Regions from separate parts of the Homo sapiens genome. Here region 2 is linked to region 1. Evidence: chromatin loops called from intact Hi-C (ENCODE). Cell type or tissue: mammary epithelial cell. All regions are shown on one strand.

Region 1 (2,500 bases):
CTAGATTATCTGTGCTGTTTTAAATTAGGATAACGAAACTTCCTATTGCAAATATAGTTTGAATAAATGAAAGTTCTGGTGAATTTTCTTTGCCTTCGTGTTGACCTATTTTTATGTTTATTTTGTTTGAACAGAAAACCAATTATGTTCTTTAGAGTATATACTTGTGTCCATTTTCTTTTAAAGAAAAACTGTCCACATTCACATAAAGGTCTGATTTTCCCCAAACCCTTATCAGAAATCCTGGGGTGTACCTTTTTTCTGTAATAGTGTTCATGGATTTATGAAAAGTTATCTTTCAGTATCCCTTGAGAAAATAGAAAGTCAAGGACGAGCTTCTTGCAAGGACTTAACTGGGAGTGACTTAACGTGTCATTTTTAGAACTAATATTAGGTTAATTTTCCCAGAGAGAACAGAAGGGAAGAAAAGAGACTGTGGAAGGGAATGAGATTCCCACAGGCTGTTCAGAGAACTGTACTCTGTCCAGGAGTTTACAATGATCTACTCCGCAGCATCTCTTCAGATAGCTCCATTTCTTGCTTTTGGGGAAGCAGTGTCAGCAGCTATCATCACTCTGAGTTCAAAATTATTGACCTTTAGTTTCTTTTACATCTAGATTTCTTTGCCAACGGTTTGTAGAATTGAAAGTCAAGGAATAATACTTATTTTCTATGAGCTAAAAGCTGCTCTAATTGTAACCTGTAGTATATATTATCCTCATTTTTACATATGAGGAAACTAAGGCACGGAAACGTTAAATGTCTTGCTCATAGTCACACAGCTGGAGGTGCTGGAAGCAGTATTAGGAAACATTGGTAATCACTATGTTAACTGACAGAATGGGCATACACCATTAACAGCTCTTAGCCTGTGCCTCCCCAGAGCCAGATGAAACTTGCATTAAATCTAAGTAAAATGCTGTTGCAACGCAAACTTAGCTTCAAGAACATACAACTTCCAGCCAAATCACTGCTCCCACGTTCTTCTGTGTAGAAATTTTAGAACCCCCCACCCACCACTCACATTAGAATCCTAGCTTCACCTATGTTTACTATCTTCGGATGTCTGAATCCAGAAAGTACTATACCTGTGTCCGCTTTTATACTTAAGAAAGTGAATTATAATTCCATGGTTCTACTTCTGTCTTCCTGTAGGGCTTAAACTGCCTGGTTACATTCCGTTTCTAACAAATAGCATTCAGCCTAGGATGCAATATGAGTGCACAATAATTGCTTAAGAACTTTACTTCTAATACCATACTCTATCCATAGAAGCCATTGTTTCTAATTTGTGAGGAAATGTGAACAGGTTTGTTTTTAACTGCCACAAATATAAAAGTCAAACTAAAAAAATATGTAGGCTAAAACTTCAAGGCAATAGCACTGGCTCAATCTCAACCCCCACAATTTTCCCCATTATCTTCCTAAAGTGGTTGCAGCCTGTAATTTTAATGTTTCTTCTGAGAGTGACTCCCTCTGCTGCTTCTGCAAAGCCATGACCTAAATCAGAAAAGTGTTAAACGCAGTTAAGGCCTAATAGAGCACACTTGCTGTTGGCACTAATTGGAGAACCTAGCATACATTAGAGAACAGTTATGTTTAAGTCTCAACAATAATTCTAAATAAGCTAACAGGGTTTACTTAGCAGAGCTCATGCCTTGTTCATGTCCTTAGGGGGGGTTGCTTAAAATAGACCCATACAAGTTCTGACTAGGACAACCAGCTCCAAACTACAATAGGAGGTGTTCGAGGACCCTGTCTTATTTAACTCTTTACCCTCAGTATCCAGAATACAGGAGTCCAGGGAGTCAATAAATGTCAGTTATAATCTAATGATTCCTAATTCTTTGCAAGTGTTTGAAAAGTTTATTCTTTGAAGATTTTAAGCATTCTCTAAGCTAGAATACACAAAATTATTTTTCTAAACAGAAGTAAACTAGCCTACTTTTCCTTATTGCATATTCCTAATGTGAATTCATAAACTTTCTGTACTCCTACAATGAAAAAGTATACGATAGAATTGTAATGAACTTTAGTTGTCTTCACTGTTGACTGTCTATTTGTACCACACCAATATGCAAACATGCATAAAGGAATTTTTACTCTTTTGTAGGAAGACATATGTTATTTAAAAAAAAAAACTATGAATTAAGATAATAGGGAATTATCCCAATCTAATTAGAGACTTCAGTAATTTTTTGTCCTGAGTTTGGTGGTGTTAACACTCATAACACTAGTTGGAGCTAGATAAGCAGCATATCAATGCTGTGTAGCCCAGATAAAATGCATTTATAAACCAGGAGGGTCCTAATTCAGAAGCACACTGATCTCACACACACGCGCGCGCGCGCACACACACACACACACACACACTGCCTTTTACTAGTAAAATCTTTCATTCTTGGAAGTCACAAACACTACAAATTCCCTGGAGCTAGGAGTTCCCAGCAATCCTGAATGAAACAATTAGGGCATAGCCAGAAAGGAGAAAGTTGTTGCC
Region 2 (2,500 bases), 150 kb after region 1:
GATTTATGTTACTGTCATGTAAAGTTGGTGATGTAATTTAAAAATTATATATAATTTCAAAAGTAGTAGTCTTCAAGATAATATAGTCTATCTTCTTCTGTCAAATCTTTTTTCAAAATCTTATCTCCTTATTCCTATTTCCTCTACCCTTTTTCTATTCCTTGCAATTACTTTAACAATCTAATTCTGATGAACCAGTTTTTCATGTATCATCTAAATGGTGTGTGGGACTTTGTTGGCTCCCCCTGATGCATGCCCCTTGATAGTCATGCCCATCTGAGTTCCCTCCATATCAACTCTAGGCTTGCTCATGTGGCTAGTTTTGGCCAATGCAACATTAAAATCAGGCACTAAACTGTCTTCTTGAAACATCTTCCTTGGATCCCAGACATACTATAATATGAGGTAGGCCAAATAGCTATATGGAATAATCTACATGGAGAACTGAAGTCCCTGCCTAACAGCCCCAGCATTCATCCACATGAGTGAGGCCATTTGGACCTTTAATTATACCTGGGGGCCTATATGATATCTCATGAAAAAAGGGAGCTTCATGATCAACCCAATCAAACCACAGAATCATGGAATAATAATCAATTTCTAATATTTTACCCACTAAACTTCGAAGTAGTTTGTTACAAATAGATAATCAAAACATGGTTTTTCCCCCCACAGCTAGATTTTAGTCCCTCAGAGCATCTCCCTCATGGCTACCCAGTCCACAGCTATATTTCAAATCCAATGTGTGCATTAGAAAAAACAAAAATGAAACAGAAATGGTTTATCTCCTAAAAGAGCTTATAATCTAGTAGGCAAGCTATTACATATGTAACTAAATTTTAGGTTGAAAGTGATAAGTTTCTTGAGAGTTTCAGAGGTAACATTCTATGATGGTTGAGTAGAAGGATGGGTGAAACATCTTATAGGTTGCCGTGCATGGAGGCCATGAAAATATACCACTCAGATTCCCTGCTCATGGGAAAGTAGTTAACTGCAAGTTCCAACAGGTGGCTCTCTGGGTCTACTGCTGTCTTTGAGCTTAGGCCACCCTTTCTATAGGATCAAATGAGCTAATCACTGAGCATGTGTCTTAGTCCATGCGAGTTGCTATAACAAAATACCAGGGACTTGGTGTTTACTAACAACAGACATTTATGTCTCATAGTTCTAGAGGCTGGTAGTTTCACAATGAAGGTGCCAGCATATTTGGTGTCTGGTGAGGGCCCACTTTCTGGTTCATAGACTATGCATGTTAGCTTTGCCTTCACATGTCAAGGGGATGAGGAATTTTTCTCCAGCCTCTTTTATAAGTTCATTAATCCCAATCATGAGGGTGGACTACCTAATCACCTCGCAATGTTCCTACCCCCACCTTGAAGATTAGGATTTTAACATATGAATTTGGTGGAGAGGACACAAATATTCAGTCATAGGAGTGGTGATTCTAATTCTGGCTCATTCCTTTGAGATGTGGAGCTTCTCTAATAGGAGACTCGGAATTGAAGATTTCACACTGGTCTGGCTGAAACTTTCACAAAAATCTGCTGAAGGATAATACACTTCCTCCATGATTGTCCTTCCTTTTACTTTTTCCTCACGTTTCAGACTTGTAGGTCCTTGCCTTCTTCTCCCTCCTCTTTAGATTTTACAGGCCTTTTCTGAAAAAAATAATCTCTTACATATCTAATCCGATATTGACATTTGTTTCTTGGGAGAGCAGAACACACCAGGTGTATTGAGTCTTGAAGGACAAGATTTGAACACCGGAAGAGAAATGGAATTCAAGGAGACAGAAGCCATTTGAAAAGGGAATTGAAAGAGGAAAAGCTTGATGACTAATATGTGAAATAATATTTCACAGGAGCATAATGAATAGGAGGAAGGATCAAATGAATCAGAAGAAAAAGTAACATGTGATCTTAAAGTCAAGACAAAAGAGTTTGGACATTGGAATAGATAAACAGGGAAGCGTGGAAGAATTTTGCATGAAGGAATAACATAATCTGAGTTGTGCTTTAGGAAAAGTCATCTGCTACTAGGGTCTCCTAACTCTTCTAGCCAAGTAGGAAGTCAAGTAAAAGACTGATCTTATAAACCAATGGGGAAATTGACACAAGCTTGGCATGAGGAATAATGATGACAATGATAACTCCCTTACATGTATACAATGCTGTGGGCTTTACAAAAAGCTTTTCACACAAATTTAATTGTATTGTCATAAATTTAGGGAGTTAATTATTTTTATCTCTACTTTATAGATGAAGAAACAGAAGTTCAGAGACCCAGATAATGTCATTTAACTTCAGTGCAGTTTGTAGCTAACAAAGCTAGGATGTGATATCATATCTTCTGATTCCAAATCCAGGGCTCTTTATAATTACATCAAATTTTAAATCCGAAAGACACTGAGGTGAAGCATCAGTCAACTAATGGAGAAATTAGAACTTGTGAGAGTAGTTAGTGTTGGAGAAGTATCTTTTGGACCAATATCTAAAGAGAA

Evidence for each region. A loop is a pair of places that touch in the nucleus more often than their neighbours do. Peaks named below come from ENCODE experiments on the same cell type or tissue, not always from the same donor. Only the 100,000 strongest peaks of a DNase experiment are listed, where the experiment ranks them.
Region 2: it touches region 1 in a loop (2.3-fold over the local background); 1 of 110 quality-filtered maps calls a loop at or near these places.

What each region holds. Positions count from the first base shown.
Region 1 is chr4:95,543,423-95,545,922 of GRCh38, forward strand. All of the region lies in intron 1 of UNC5C (unc-5 netrin receptor C), which reads right to left. Among named protein-coding and RNA genes, the nearest start is that of UNC5C, 4.3 kb to the right of the region's middle. In mammary epithelial cell, a CTCF peak has its summit at 1,478; no DNase peak of the experiment used is centred here; H3K4me3 peaks cover 133 bases; H3K27ac peaks cover 1,015 bases.
Region 2 is chr4:95,692,734-95,695,233 of GRCh38, forward strand. No RefSeq gene overlaps it. Among named protein-coding and RNA genes, the nearest start is that of UNC5C-AS1, 140 kb to the left of the region's middle. In mammary epithelial cell, a CTCF peak has its summit at 1,011 (motif pointing right); no DNase peak of the experiment used is centred here.